2 separate regions of the Mus musculus genome follow, and region 1 is linked to region 2. A link is a loop called in an ENCODE intact Hi-C map of the cell type or tissue named here. Cell type or tissue: left cerebral cortex. All regions are shown on one strand. Links, peaks and the distances in the headings refer to the core of each region. The heading gives the core; the rest is flanking DNA. Region 1 overlaps Cerkl (ceramide kinase-like). Region 2 has its middle 44 kb from the start of Neurod1.

Region 1 (8,339 bases), core at 172-8,171, 130 kb after region 2:
AAATGATATCTGTAGAAACAGAGTGGTACTGTGACAGGCATGGGAGAAGCACAGATTTAACAAACACCACTCCTCATCACCAAGACTGACTGAGTACCACCACCCTTAACTGGGAACACAGCAGCAGCCTTGAGTCCTGCATGTGGTACCTTGTCCCAGAGGAACTTGCCAATCACTGGGTAGCATGCTGATTGTGTGGATTACATTGCATCCCCTCCACACTTGTATAAAATCGGTGTTTATCGAGGCAGAATCTAGATGTAGGTTTGTATTCCCATCTCACACCACTCTTTGCAGACCTCCTGAAGGCTCAGCTAAATACACTTGAATCCTTTACAATGCAAGGGGCTCTTTGATATCAAAAGCAGTGATGGGGTTTGGCTAACAATGGATCCAATAGCTTTATCTTGTACCTGTTGTACCACACTGTATTCTAGACAGAAAAAATGTTTGTTGTTTGTTGAACAGAGTTCCCAGCTGTCTGTGTTCTGTAGGTCAAGGGATGTAACTCAGAGCATGGCCTCTCGTGTTCATACCCAGTGATATCTGCTTCCTGCCTCTGTATGACTTTGGATAGTGGTGATTTAGAAGTTTTATCATAAGTATACTGTCCCATGGGTACATGAGAACTATTCAATCTGATCAGACATTTAAAGCCAGTAGGCCACCTTACTAAATCAGATGTCAGTATGTGAACCAATATGTGACTTAAGAAATGAGTTGCTACACTGGAAAGGATATTCCTGACATATTCCTGATTGTCAGAGGAAATACTTTTGCCTAGGAAGAGAGAGGCAAAACACTGATTCTATTCATGGTGTGTTCATGGAGTTGATGTCAGCATGGCAATACAAGTCCGAGGAAGCCTGGCCTCAGCCTTGTGTCTGAATGCTCACAATCATAAGACATGGATGCGTTAGCAACATGCTAATATGTGTCTGACATAACAGCCTCTGTGGGGACAGGATTGCCTTTTATCAGTAAGGCTAGATAGGGCCTAGACAGGTAGGACCAACCATAGCAGATAGAATCCCGAGCAAGTGAAATTTTCTAACAGTTGGTAAGAGGGCATGTAAAATGATCATTATTACTGATAAAAATAATTGCTAACCCAGACCATCTAAGAGGCTACCGGGAAACCCTATGATGAAAAGTGGGAGAATTAGAGATACTTTATGTGCAGAAATCAATAGTTTTGATTTCTGCAACTGATATAAAGTAAGGAGCAGGATGGAGGGAATTATCTTGACAGCAACAACAGAAAAGGTGAAAGAGTACAGCTGTTCAGCATTTACCTGAAAATAGTTAACATGGTACTGAGGGATATAGAAGGATTAATTATGAAGAAATATATGTTTTTTGTGTAAAAGAAATTGAACATCATAAAATTCTTTAAGGTAAACCTATTTTAACGTAATCCTATAAGATACCAGAAGGGTTTATGATGCTAGATAAATTGATTTTAATGATCATGTGGGGTATGGCTCAAGCAAGTATTTAGCACGTGCAAAGCCTTGGGTTCAATTTCCAGCATCCCAAACATCATCAACGACCACAACAAAGTGCTACAGTGACTAAATGAACAGCCCTTCAGCCACACACCGGAGGAGCTACACCTTCAGGATTTTTGTGCATCTGAGGGTAGCATTGAACTCTGGGAAATGGGGGTGGGTTTGTATCTCCCAGGCAAGCTACATGGGGTCCTGAGAACAAACCCTAGGATAGAACATGGGAAAATCCAAGCTATTAATCATGGAAACAAACAGAATCCATGGGAAAAGGCTGATCAGTTAATGAGTGATGCTGGGTCAGGTGGACTGCCAAGTGGAGAAAATATAAAGTCAACTTTTCCTTTTATTTTTTCTACCAGAATAAATTTCAGATAGAATTTTTAAGAATATGCAGTTGAGACCATAAAAGTATTAAAAGAGAAATAGAGGTGTTTAAAGTCCCAAAGGACTTTTAAATATGACATAAGACTCAGAGATCAGAGAATAAATGTGAGAGAAACTCAGTGGTAAGTACTGAGAAACCTCAGCATGAAGGAAATGTCATAAATAAAAATGCAAGGGCAAAGAGACTGTGGAATGTATTTCTCACTATACAACAAGCAATCATGATTTTGCTCCAGGCCAAACTACTGTTATGATGAAAACAACCAGGGAAACACAGAACTCACTTGACAAATATGGCGTGATGTACAAGCTTGCAGAAAAATGGAAGCAACTTTTTAAATATTTTCATAGTCCAACCTTTCTCACTAAATGTTTACTAAATTGAAACTAGAATGAAATAGACATCGTAATCGCATATCCTTTGTCAAAGAGAATCCAACCCAGGTCATCCAACTTGGAGGTGGGAGCTTTAAGTCCTGAGCCATCTCACTAGCCCCGAAATCATCTTTAAAAACCCTGACCAGAAACAAATATGACATATAAAGACTTAGAGTGCATAGGCAGACTGCTTGTGTGTGCCTATGGAAGGATTCCCAGAGCCTTCTCAGTGTTTGCCTCCCAGGAGGGGAGCTAGATGTCCTGGAAAAAGCAGATGAAGATTTTAGGTTCTGTCCCTTGTTTACCTTTTTACTCTGTTTATAGAAGCTTCTCAAACTCACATTTCCACCGAAGCCCTTTGGGGCAAAGGAAAGCATTGCCGTAAGGCCTCCCAGGGATCTGGCTTCAGGTTTGGACAGCATAATCAGCTGACCAGGATGGTCTGTGGAGAGCTCTAGCCTTGGGCAATGTTGCTCCTCAGCTAGTGTTGCCAGAGGCTGAAGAGAGACGTTCTCACATCCAGACTCGTTAGGAGCAGACCTTCTAGCCAGAACTAGAAACAGTGTGACTTCTAGCCCAGCACCAAAGAAGAAAGACTCTTCCTTACTGACCTCATCCTCCCATGATCTGAAGGACTAACCCAGCACTGGTTCCTGCTTCCTACAGCTCCAGACACCCTCACTCTGTCCTCTGGGAAGAATGGCCCACCATCAGCAACGTCTACACTTTCACTTGCCTATCACACACACACACACACACACACACACACACACACACACACACACACACACACACATACACACACAGGATATTTGGACTCACTCCTGCCTTACGAGTGACCCAGCTCTCCTGAGGGCCTACAGCTCCCCCTGCAGTCCTCTAACAGGGTGACCACCTCTATGAACCATTCATTCCTGGAGCTGCTGCTATCTTCTTTCCTCCTCTCTCCTCTCACCCTTAAAAGCTCTCAGCTCTGACTCCAATTCTTCAGGCCTCCAGTTCGCACTGCCTTGTATAAGTGCCGGGGGTGTGGTTGTTGTTGTTGTTTTCCCCTTAAGGACTAAAGCTGCTATTGGCACTTATTCTGTTATACTCTGCTGGGGTGCAATTTGTTATTTTCACACATGTTCTCTTAGTATCTGTGTCAAATCCATCAAAGTCTTTTGAGTCTTTTACTTTATCCACACTCTCCCATAATAAATTTCCTGTGACTGCTGTTGTTTTTGACAAGGTCCCACTATACAGCCCTAGCTGATCCAGACCTCTTTGTATAGTCCAACTGGGCCCTGATCAGTGTAGGTGCCATATACGTTAACATTAGATTTTTCATATATTTTTAAAGTGGAAGAAGTTCTGACACTTTAGATATGACACCAAAGGGGAAAAGTGCCCAAAGGTGGATAGATATGGGAGAAGCAGAGAGATAAACTGTGTATAAGAACTGGTGGCCACATTGTTTCTCTCTGTTTCAGTTTCACTTTTAAAATAGGTGCAAAATCTAATGTTACCATCTATGGCACCCACACTGATGCAAGAACAATCTTATTCTACTCAGAACCTTAGCCAGCAGCACTAATTTTGCCTTCCTGTGGCTCTGCTAAGAACTCCAGCCTCTACACCGAGGCCAGAGTGAGCCTACTTAAAAACCAGAGGTTTTATTACTGCTTTGCTCAAAATTTACCATGTATCTCTTTCTAAGCAGCAAAAAAAAAAAAAAAAAAAAAAAAACAAAGTCCCTAGAAATAACTGGAAAGTTCTGGAAGACCTGACTTTTCCTACCAGGGAGTCACCTTCTCCCTCTTCTTTGCTGTAATTTTGTCTGTAGAATGCCTTCTGGCCAAATCTGAATTCGTTTCTGTGTCCATCCATTAGGATGCCATCTTTGTAAGGACAAGGGCTTCACTCATGGAACCTCAGATCCCCTGCTTCTGCCTGATACACAGCAGGCATGGAGGTGTTGGTGACGAAACTAGGACCATAGAAAATGGAGAAATTAAATTCAGTTTTTATAACGCCAACTGCATGGATACTGTCTGTTTACAAACGAAAAGACCTTCCGGCTAATGTAGATCTCTACACGTGTATGGACAAGGATGGATTTACTTCTGACTCTTGGTACCTGAAGCTTGAAGCCAGCTCCTGGCTCTGGCCTGGTTTAGTGAAAGCAAAGGAGACATTTGCCTGCTCAGTTCCTGGTTAAGAGACAGCAACAGTATTCTCATCAGATGCAGAATCTCACATCTCACAACTTTACAAAGCTGCTTCAGTAGCTTGTAAAGGGTGAAGTTTAGGATTATGTAAATAGCCTAATTGTCATCCGATAAATCAGGGATCCGTTATTGCTTGCCTGAATCAATTTTTCTAATTTCTGAAAGTAAGAGTTTTCTAACTTTGGAATGTTTCATGCAACTATTTTTTTGTTTTGTTATTTGCTTAGTGTCCATGTAACCTGTCAAACCGAATGCTTAAACAAGCCCAGCACAGTGTAATGTAGTACTGTCAAGCCTCCCATTTTTAATTGAACTGTGGTTGGCTAGTGGAAGCCCCAAGGCGTCCAATCAGAGACTATTGTATAAAGGGTACAAAAACAAGTTACCGGAAGAGAAGAGGTTGGAGTAAAATGGTGCAGAGCAGTGAACCCGGCAGACTCCGGGGACGGATGAAGACAGACTCCTGGGAGGAAGTGGGGTTTGGCGGCAGCCTTGAAAAAAAAAAAACTGGTAGGATTTTAATTTTTTTTAGAAGCATGTTTGAAACAGAAACAGAAAACTGAACGGAGAAGGTCCGGCAGCAGCTTCTGCATCTGATGCAGTACAATGGCCGGAGTTATCAAAAGGGAGTTGAAATTGCTCAGGAAACGCGGGTGTTGACCTGGCTCTGTGTGCTCGCTTACGCTGGCAGCACCTAGAAGTTCCAGCCCTGTCCGACTGTTAATTGGAGAGTAATGAAGAAGGCATTCTGTGTTGAGAAGGAAGCCTCACGCAAATACTACTTTCTTCAAGAAGGCTTTTCCAGAACCCTAAGAAGTAGCACTGCCTCAAACACCCCCAATATACCCCAGGACACCCCCATACACTCCCACCCCCATACACTCCCACCCTACAAACTCCCGTCCCGTCCAGTTCCACCCCCACAAACTCCCATAGTGTTTCATGCCTCTGCTTTGAGTCTAGATGCCCTTGTGCTGTTGCTTCCTACCATCACCATCTTCTCTGGCCAGGTTAGAAAACAAACCTCCCATAAGTCTCTTGAAGGTTGATGTAAGAGAAGGCGATGAACTGGCTTCAGGACACATTTGCATTCTCTGATGGCCACTTTAAGGGGCCTGGGCAGTAGTGTCCACAGCAGAGAGGCCAGGGCAGCTTTGGAACAGTGAAGCACTGACCGGAGTAGCTACGCTGGAGCTATGCAAATCTGGGAAAGCATACTGGCACAGACATGGGGCCCTCCCTGTACCAGAGTGGGTTAGTGGTGAGTGATACACAAGGCCCAGGAGCTAGCACTTGCAATGTAGGATTCTCAGTGCTCATCCAAATAGAAGAGCTGAAAAAAGCGAGGCATGGGGCATGGAAGGGGGGCGGCGGGGTTGGGGGTGGGGGAGTGTCAGCATGTGTGACCAGGAGACCGATGAAGCTCCTTACAAAACAGACCCTGAGGCCTTCCTGAGAATGTCCAAACACTTCAACACGGCTCTTCTGTTCCTCATCCCATGCCCTCCCTGATTTCAAAACAGTATGTAGGACTTAAAAAAGTCTATTACTTCAAATATAATGAAAGAGAAAAATATTCTAAGTATAGTATAAAACACAGTTGGATATAAATGGACATTTACTTTCATTTATCTTTAGTGATGATTTTATTCAAAACGAATGTTAACTGCTTTTGTAACCTTAAAATGCTGTCTTCCGAAAGCAGCTTACTACAAAAGAAATGGTTGTCAGCTTCCGTTTGGCTCCTGCCCTTTCCTAACAACAGACAATTTGCTCTGCACCTGCTCCAAGTGGGTTCTCAGTGCTAAGCGTCTTGCAGAGCCCAGAAAATTGCAATATCAAATCTCAGTCCCAACTGTGAGGCAGCACAGTGACCGATTGCCTCTGAGAGGTGGGTGCTTTCCCAATCCCCAAGGGAGAAGCACTTTCGCCCCTGCTCTCTCCTGGGATTTGAACTCTGACCTAAAGCCCTGTGTTAGCTACCAGCATGCACTGCGCTGGTTGAAAACAGTAACCCCTCCCTGCTTGCTCAATTCTGTCCCTGGAGTCATGGGGAAGGTCAGATGTCAGTAGGCCTGGGGTCAGTAGGTGTCCTGTTCCAGTATATGTAAATATCAAAGGAGAAATGCACCTCCCTGTTTGTCACAGCCCACAGCCTGTCTCCCTCCGTAAAGCAGCGCCTGATCTGTGCGTGGGTCAGCAGGCATCAGCCGTGCTTTCATGTTTGTGAGCTGCTACTGTTGTTTATTTATTTCCTTCTTTCTGTATAAAATGTTCCCTATGACACACGGTTTACTCGAAGAGGGAGCGCATCGTGTTTCACCTGTAGGGAAGCAGCCGGTTAAAATGACGTCACATCCAAGGGAGACTATAAGGCGCAAATAGCAAATGCCATTGAGATATGAGTGGGATATTCTGATGGACAACCTAACCTTACTCATTTTCATTTTAGGTTTCACAAGCAGGCCCAAGGCTCTCAAGATCCTCCTCAACCCCCAGAGTCACAGAAAGGAGTCTGTCCACGTCTATTACGAGAAGGTGGAGCCTCTGCTGAAGCTTGCGGGCATAGAGACTGATGTGACAAGTGCGTCTGTTGGTTTGTTTGTCTGTTTGTGTCTGTGTGTAAGGGTACCACTTAAAGCTCCACAGGGAGCCCTCAGCCATCCTATCTAAGCACGGACGGTGCTCCTAACAGTAGGGCTTTCTTCCTGTGTCCCCTTCCTGTGTCTCGTAACCTGGGCGAGCGTCAGAGCTGCCATTCTTTTATCGTGCTATTTTGTATTGCAATAGCAATATTTTAAACTTCTGTATTGAATGGTTTGGATGTCAAGTTGACACAAGTTAGAGTCATAGAGAGGAAGGAGCCTCAGTTGAGAAAATGCCCACTTGAGATCCTACTGCTGAAGGCATTTCCTCAATTAGAGATGTAGGCGGGAAGGGCCTGAGTTGGCGGTCCTGGGTTCTATAAGAAAGCAGACTAAGCAAGCCGTGAGAAACAAGCCAGTAAGCAGCACGCCTCCATGGCTTCCGCATTCGTGTCTGGCTCCAGGATCTTGCCCTGTTGAGTTCCTGTCCTGCTATTCTTCAGTAACGAACAGCAACTTGGTTTTTGGTTGTGGTGTTTTGTCGAAGCAGTAGAAACTCTGATACAGGTGACTTCTTTCATGGTGACAACCGTTAGGTATTATTTGAAAGGAAACTATGGTTTTTGACATCTTCGAGAAGACGTATGCTACTTTCGAATTTCTGCCTAGTGTTTTTCTGTGGCTCCCTTGGGTTGGTTTTTTGTTCTGACCCTGACCCCTGCTGGTGAGGTCAAAGCTAAGCACTATGCTGCTGTTTTTAAGTTGCTTTTGGAGAAACCTGGAACTTGATCCATTGTCGAATATAAGAGTGTACTTAGCCTCTTGCTAAGGAAAATGGGAATTAGCTAATCAAAAAATTAATAGAAAGAATGTCAGTAACGCCATCTGGGGCACTTACATTTTGGTGACCAAATTCCTCTGCTTTATTAAAAGTCAACTCATGTCCACCAGGAAGGGTGGATTTTGCCTACGGCCAGAACTTTCCTGGCTTTGTTCCCATATAGCGTCACCATAGCAGAGGGAATCTGCTTCACACTGTAGTCAATAGAGTCTATTATGTAATTAGGCTACTCAAGAGACAGGCCCAATCAGAGTCTCGCAGTCCTAATGACATGTTTCTCGAGGAGAGACCTGGCTTTGCTCAGCTGTGACAGATGGAGATGGGTCTCACACTGTTAATAAGATCTCTGAAATTCAGTGTCTTGAAGAGCTCAGGTAGAAAGAAGTTGTTCCCCAAAGAAGCTTTGTGGGAAGTTCAGGCACCCCGTGGC
Region 2 (8,339 bases), core at 225-8,224:
CTGCAAGGCAATGGCTGTAAAGAGTTGTCTACCATATTTTACAATGGGAACCCTAATATGCCCTGAGTACATATGTTTTGTTAAGAGCATGTCAGGTTACCTTTTCTTCCAGTAAAAATAGATATGGCTTTCCTACCGTCAAGTCCTAAGAACCATGGTCCTAAAATCTGCTGTGGCTCCAAAGCTGTGAGCCCCAGACGCTACCTGTAAGAATTAAATAGGGATGACGGCCTCACACACACACAAAAGACTGGTATGTGCTGGATAAATGAATTGCTCTCTGCCACTTCTTTCACAAAAATTGTGAATTTTCCATTCCGTTTCTCTGTCTCTGTCTCTGTCTCTGTCTCTCTCTCTGGGTTTTTTTTTTTTTTTTTGAGAAAGGGTTTTTATGTGTATCCTTGGCAGTCACAGAACTCATTCTGTATACCTTGTTGGCCTCAAATTCAGAGATCAGTCTGCCTCAGCCTCCCAAGTACTGGGATTAAGGACGTGTGCCACCACTGCCCAGCTAAGTCTCCTTTTTAAATCCTTTACTCTGGGATGGCCTCATAACTCCTGCCAATACAGTGGTTCTCAACCTACCCAAAGTTGCAACATTTTAATAAAGTTCCTCATGTTGTGATGACCCCCAACTATAAAATTACTTTTCTTGCTACCTCTAACTGCAATTTTTCTACTGTTATGAACTGTAGTGTAAATATCTGTGTTTTCCAATGGTCTTACATGACCACTGTGAAAAGGTCTTTCAATACCCCCAAAGGGACCATGACCCATAGGCTGAAAAACACTGGGGTGATAGAATGTATCAAACAGGATGCCAAGCCCATTCTAGTCCCACATTTATTTTGCTACGCCACAGGATGACTCTGCTTTATTGCAGGCCACCACCCTGTTCTTTTAAAATGGCTATAATGAAATGTCCTAGAAGGACAATCAGAGAGGGTCTGTAGGGCTCTGAATGAAGCCTTCTTGACCTTTCCAGCCACATCATCAGAGACATGCACTAATAGTGATCAGAAAAGAATGCCATCCAGGCAACGTATAGACTCTTGAGCAATGGCCAGTTAATCTTAAGCTTTGCATTGTGGGATTTGTTACATAAGACTGCCTTATGAATTAGCATACACACCAATATTTCCAGCAATGCACTCAAACACTATCTCAAATGAGCATGCAGAGAATCTCAAGTGTGAAAAGAAACCACTGGAGCCCAGAGATTCTGATGCCTGTGAGTGTCAAACCCATCTGAATCTTTGTCACTTGCTGTTTCTATAATCTCGGGTAGCTCAAACCTTTCTTGAAGTTTAGGAGTTTGGTTATTTGCTACAGTATCTCACTCTGTAGCTCCTGCTGCCTTGAACCCACTATGATCTTTCATCAGCCTCCCAGTACTGGGCTTATATCAATTACGCATGCATTCAGTTTTTTAATATCCTAAATAAAGTGGGCAGTATGTATCAATCTTTCAGCATGCCTTTTCATGCAAATTAAGAGCTCAGTGCTAGTTATTATTACAGCAAATCTATCATGGGAGGGTTTGCTGAAAAAGATGGATTTTTATTTGCTTAAAAGTTAATACACACATCTTTATTCTGTAGTTATGAGAGGCAGTACAATTATCCCCAGATTTCCAGATGCGACTCCATTTTCTCTTGTTCCGATGGAGTAGGAATTTGTATTGGTTTACAGGGAGGAAAAAAAAACAGTATAGTTGTTTTGTATAACAGTGCCTGAGGCACAGGCTGTGTTGTGTTTCAACACCTGTATCTTTTCTCTTGAGCATACAGATAGATGTGGGCAAAGCTGTAAGATTAGTTTCTGACTGGTAAAACCTCTGACAAATAGTAAGCACTTGCAGTTCTGGGACCTATAGAAAACTGTTACCTCCAACATCACAGGTCATCGCCTTTTCTGCCTGTCTGGAGTAGACATGCTTTCAAGATGGCCCGTGGGATCTGCACGGGGAAGATCCATAAGTCAAAACCAGAGAGGCTTAACCAGTGCTCTGCAACATGACTGGGAAAGACTTACTATGTGTGATGTCGCTTGTGTCTCAGCATGTGCAAAATGATAGCATCGAGCATCATTAGAACGGACAGACTTTCAGTGGTAATCTGTGATATCCAGAAACACTATCTTGTTAGTTTTCCACCCCAGCCATGGATCTTTTCCAACAAAGGAATCTTACCTTTCATTTGATTCTTTAGCCCCTTCCTTACATCGGCGAGTTCTTTTTCCTTCCAATTTATTTCTATTGAGGCCACCAAATTAGGACCATCTTTCCTTAAGTGCCATAGAGTTTTCCAGCTCTTCTGTGAGCTTCTTCAGCTACACAGGAGAAACTTGCTCCTCCATTCCATTCTTACTGCTGTTTCCAAACACAAAGTCTAACCCCGAATCAGGGTCTCTGGGTGTCAGTAGTATCTAAGCCTCTTTAAAGTGATATATAATTTAGGATGATTAAAAATAAATTCTTTTTAGCATTAAAAACATCATTCATTAATTATATACAAAGAGCCCTGTGCTTTACACAAACAAAAACTTCAAACTTATAACAAACCTAGGCCAGGAGTATTGTTAGAATCTCCACTGTGTAGATGAGGAACCGAGAGTTAGAGAATTTGGCAACCTGGCTAAAGTCACACAAGAACTATAAAGTCTAAATCTAGACCTTATTATCTTCTTTTTACCTTCCATAGCTGCTCAACCTATGGCTGAAGGCATCTGTCTTATTATGTCATGCATAAAAATGTATGAAATGTATGCAAAAAGGCATTTGACACATTCCTTTTAGAAGCCACTGATTATAAGAAAGAAACCTTTTCACCTTTCAAAAAACTGATATTGGAAATTTAATCTAAGGACTCACACACAGGCAAGGCAAGCACTTTGCCAACTGAATTGGAGCCTTTTAAAATTTTAAATTTATTTTTCGTGTGTGTGTGTGTGTGTGTGTGTGTGTGTGTGTATTTCACACAATAGACCTGAACTGGTGAACAGTATTCAATTACATGGAAAGCATTAGCCTAGAGCTATTAGTATTTTTTTTTCTGTTCTTGTTGAGGGACCGTTCTTGGTCCTTGGTCAGTTAGCAATGAAATATCCTGGTTCATCAATTCCAAGAAAGGAGCTGTAGAACCCTGGTGGTCACTTTGCCATTTTCAGTGTAACTTATCTACTAGATTTTGATCCAGTGGTGACAATATTCTATGATTTGTCCATTGGAAAGCCCCCCCCCCTCTGCAAAGTTACCTCTTTGACAGCAATAATTTCATGTATCATTTAAAAAGACATTTCAGAAAATGTCCTCATAAGGTGCGAAGGCACCAAGTGCTTACTAATGCCAGGCATGGAACTGATGAGTCTGTACAACTTCTTTGGTCATGCCCAGTAACCATGTAACTGGAAATTTTTTGTCTCTACTTTTAAAAATGAGGAAATCAAAACAAAAACACTAAGCTCAGATCTGAATATTTACTTTCATATGCAGGGAATATTTCTATATTGCTTGTGGTTGCGGTGGCTATTTGTGAACTCACTTGAGAAATCAATGTATAGTTACTTGGTCTTCAAGGAGCAAAAGTTTTCCTAGAATAAGAAACACTCAACTCAATTTTAACAAACGACAAAATGAGTTCATAAGCAAAGTAGTGATGGCATCTAATCACTTAAAACACAGTTTTCACTAGAGCATGTAAAATGTTAAGACTAGTGTAGTGATCTCCATAAATTATGAGCAGTCTAAAAAAATCCAATAAAGGGAAACTTTATAAAAAGGTCTTTGCTCCGAAGACTAAGACTAACTATAAGAAACAGGTCAAAAGATCAAGAGCTGCTGAGTTACAGACATAAGATCAGAGTCCTGTGAATCTTCAGACTATAGCATGTTGTCAAGAGGGAGGCAGGATGACCAGGTGCAGGTAGAGTCAGCCCAGAATGCCCAGTGTGCTAGTGTACGCTGGTACAGCATATCATTGTGCTGGGGAAGGCCCCACAAGGGCCAGCGTGACCTCCATATGATAACATTCTCTGATCACCATTGAACATGTGCTGACTGTCATCAAGAATAAGTGGGAAGCATAAAATAACGACTGCTTGAACAGTGTGAAATATGTTTCTGTCCCTTTTTTAGTGTTCTAAGCATGTGTTGTTTGCTCCATCTGCAGAGACTATGGCTTTTCATCTCTTGACTTGATTCAGAACAGACTGTGATGAGGCAAGGGCAGTTCCTCTAGTTGTGCAAATAGCAGTCTTTTGGAATTCCGGCCTCTTGAAGGTTCCTACTCTCTCAAATCTCTAGACATTCATTCTGAATTCTACATGGCGGGGAATTGTCCCAGGTTGTCTGCTGCCCTCAACTTCAGTCCTTCTGCTGAGGTTATTAGGTTGCCTTTGACTGAGGCTTAATTTCAGGACTGGGCCACAAGGGAGGCCTTCCATCTAAGAAGCAGGGGGAAGATTTCATCAAGATAGTAAATTCTAAAGAGATAATTTGGGGGTTAGAACTTACCTATCTGGATTCAGCATATGAGACCATAGCCAAATGATCGTGTTCCTAAAGTGTTATTTTCCTCGTGTGGCTAGCCCTTGGTGTAATAGTGATTTCTTATTCACAGCCTTTCAGTCTTCAGGTCGAGCTTGGATACATTTATGAGATTACATCTTCTAAGCCAAAGTTTCGAGTGACTTCTTTTCTAACGTTTATATTCCAGCATTTGAAAATCACGAGTTAGATTCTCCCTGGCTCCTATTTAAACCAGAGCAAAACTCCTGCAAGCAAAGCCAGAAGGTGCATAGAGGATGAGCAAGAAGGCAGAAACCCTGCAGCCACACTGCCTTAATTTCCTCTTGCAGTTTTTTTTTTTTTTCCCCAAGACCAAAACCTGTTTTTCAGAGTGCAGACACTAAACTAGAATGATTATTTTGAAGGCAAATCTGCTTCCATTTTTTTTCCTGTTTTCTGTGTTAAGATTCAGTTCTTGTGAGACAAAGGCTCGGTTCGCACAACTTGACTTTGGAGAAACACTGCTCTCAGCTTAATGACTGAACAAGATGGAGTCAGAGTTGCTGGATGGAAAGTTCCAGTGTAAACCGCACAGTCAGCTTGGCTTAGGAGGCTTTGCCAAACTGTCCCGAAGATGGCGCCACGTGCTCAGCTTTAGAAAAGCCCGCATCTTTCAGGCTGGTGTGTGAAATCGCCAAGCTCAGAAAAGGAACACAGATCTGCAGGGACTGTGGCTTAGAAATAATATTCCTCGTTTAAAGTGTGAAGATTAAACAAATTCACCTAAGGAATAATATATGATTGGATTATGTCTCTATTTTTTTTTCATTTGGTGGACAGTGCAGAAGAAGAAAATGCAGAAAAAAAATTCTTCTTTGAGTTAAATTGATGCTGGGCTGGCTCCAAGAGACCCAAGACATCTCTGACCTTGTTATTCATGCTGGGTTCAGTGTCAGTGGCATGACCATGGATCAAGTGGAGTGAGCCAGAATGAAATGATGAATGAAATCTTCAGTCTTCTAACCTCTCCCATCATGATGCCACATCCAGTCAACCTAAATATCTCCGGTGTGTCCACACCTTTCCATTACCATAGTGACTAGTGCTGCTGCCTGCCCCCTGGACCACTACCGGATGGTGATAACTGCTCCACTTATGCAGCATCCTTCTCTCCAAGGGCTCTCCAGTCTCCATCAAGAGTGATCTTCCAGAAATATAGACCTGATCATTCATTCATCTCCCTGTTGGTCATCCCTGGCTCTCCAGTACTTTCAGGTAGATCCAAACTCTTAAGTAACCTACAACACCTTTTGCAATATACCTGCTCCCCGTTTCCTAAGCTTCAAATTGCCACCCCATTCCTCTTGTTCTCTCCCTTAATCATGAACCTGCTTGTCAACCCCTAGTGTGTTTTAACGCACCCGCCTCTGCTTTAGCAATAGCTGCAGCTCACGGCTGTCCTAGTGACAGACAGTACCTAGTCTCTATTTACCCTGCTCATGGGTGTGATTCCATCTCAACATGAACATTGTTCCACTCTGTAAAACCCCTAGAGTGTATTAGATCCCCAATCTGTGACTTCAAAGAACCCTGTACTTTCTTTTTTAAAATAATTATTCCAAATAATTACTTGCTATTTTTCTTCTGATATATCATAATTTCTATAGCAATTAGAAATGTTGTACACCTTTTTTTCCTAATTATAATTTTATTTATTTATTGTCTTAAAGTTTCTATCACAGAAATGAAACACCACGGCCAAAAGCAAGTTGGGAGGAAAGGGTTTATTGGACTTATACTTTTTTTCTAACGTTTATATTCCAGCATTTAAAAATCACATGAGTTAGATTCTCCCTGGCTCCTATTTAAACCAGAGGACAGGAAGTCAAACAGGACAGGAACCTGGAGGCAGAAGTTGATGCAGAGGCAACGGAGGGGTTCTGCTTACTGGCTTACTCCTCATGGCTTGCTCAGTCTGATTGCTTATAGAACCCAGGACCACCAGCCTAGGGATAGCACCACTCACCATGGCCTGGGCCAACCCAACCCTGCCCTCATGAATCACTAAGAAAATATCTTACACTGGGCTCTTATGGAGAGAGGCATTTTCTCATTGGAGGTTCCGATATCTCAGCCTGTGTCAAGTTGACAGAAGACTAGCCAGCACATCTTCTTATTTGTGTGTGGGCTTATGCTTGAGTGCTAGTCAGAGGTCATGTGCAAGTCAGAGATATTTTTGAGGGAATTTGTTTTCTCTTTCTACCCTGTAGGATCTAGAGATCAAACTTAGGTTATTCAGCTTGTGAGCAAATGCCTTTACCCACCAAGGCTTCTCACTGACCCACAATATTCTTTTTGTTGTTTTGTTTGTTTGCTTGCTTGCTTTTGATTTTCAAGACAGGGACTTAATCCTAGCTCAGGCTAGCGTAGCACTGACTAGATTGATCCAAAACTGTCTTTGACTTCAAAAAGCTGAGCTTACAGGTGTGGTCCAACATGTCTGGCTGCAATGTATGTACAATGACCTTGTATCACCTTGTTCCTGGAATTCTTCCTGCACATTTCCCACATCTCTCACTACAACCTCACTGCTCATGCCTCTAATTGCTTCCTCTAGCTTCTCCATGAACTTGCCAGCCACAGTCCTGCCCAAAGGCCTTTGCCTTGCTAAGTCTCATTAGAAAGCACCTCCTCCAGCCTTCTGCGTGATCCCACCCTCACCTGCTTCAAATTCTCTATCTGATTATCATTTTCTCAGTAGACTTTTCTTTCTGACCATCTCATCTAGATGTCTCTGTCAATTCCTATCACACTCCCTGCTTATATTTTCCTCCTTAGTTCTTAGGATATATAATATTATTTTTTTTACTATTATTGATCCCGGATGTTGTTCAGCAAAAACAGGGCAAAATCCTTCTTCATTGCAACACTGCTGTCTCTACAGTAGCACAGAGAAGTTCTGTGGAACTCTTATTCTACCCCCAGCCTGCTGACATCATAGACTTCTTCTATTGTTTATTTTATATTTTTGCAAGAATATCACTAAATCATTCTGACTAATAGCTGCAGAGAAATCACATACTCCTGGGAAGTGTTTTCTTTTCTTCACTAATTTCCTGTTTCTAGAGCTCATCTGTCTTTGGGGAGTGGGAGAGAAGGAAGGCTTGGAGAAATCAGAACTAAAAATAATTCTCCCATGAAAATTCCGAAGCATAAATTCCCGAGCATCTATGAATTTCTTTTGCTTCCAAAAATAGAATTTCCTGAAAACTAAGAGATTACTTGATTTGATGTCAAAGCTATGAGTTCTATTTAAAAAACCTCATCCCTTGGCCAGATCCTAGAGCTATGGTCTTTTAGTACTCGATCAAACACTCAGAAAGACTTGGACTCCCTAGTCATTTATGCCAAAGCTAGTGTGGTTGCCTCTCAGTACATTTAGCTGTATCATTTGGGTGGAAATGTGAGCCCTCCCAAGCCAAACCAGGCACACAGAGCCTCATCTCCTAATGTGGGGATGACAAAGAAGAATCGGACTAAACAACTGCAGATGGGAATGTAAGGCTCTGAAGCTGAAAGCCTACACTGTCAACACCAGGGAAAACAAGACTCAGTGCACAACGTGTAATGTTCACCCATGACTAATGACTTATCATAGATGTTTGGCTCAACTTTCATTTCCAGAGGTGTAAGATGACGAAGCAGACATCAAAATCCTTATTTTCAAAGGAGCATCCTCCTGCAACTATAATTACACACAATAACAACATGGATGTGTAAAATATTTTACAGGGAAAAGTTAAGAATTGCCATATATCAGGTGAAGTGAAAG

What was found. Hi-C counts contacts between places; a loop is a spot of excess contacts. Peaks named below come from ENCODE experiments on the same cell type or tissue, not always from the same donor. Only the 100,000 strongest peaks of a DNase experiment are listed, where the experiment ranks them.
Region 1: a loop joins it to region 2, with 11 times the contacts of the local background. A loop is called at or near these places in 35 of 42 quality-filtered maps.

The regions. Positions count from the first base shown.
Region 1 is chr2:79,367,408-79,375,746 of GRCm38, reverse strand. Cerkl (ceramide kinase-like) reads left to right here. Exons shown (of 13, transcript NM_001048176.1): 3 at 6,936-7,067. Among named protein-coding and RNA genes, the nearest start is that of Gm22606, 23 kb to the right of the region's middle. In left cerebral cortex, for the core only: CTCF peaks have their summits at 3,155 (motif pointing left) and 7,793 (motif pointing left); DNase peaks (open chromatin) are centred at 3,156 and 4,842; H3K4me3 peaks cover 463 bases.
Region 2 is chr2:79,496,290-79,504,628 of GRCm38, reverse strand. No RefSeq gene overlaps it. Among named protein-coding and RNA genes, the nearest start is that of Neurod1, 44 kb to the right of the region's middle. In left cerebral cortex, for the core only: a CTCF peak has its summit at 5,138 (motif pointing right); a DNase peak (open chromatin) is centred at 5,141.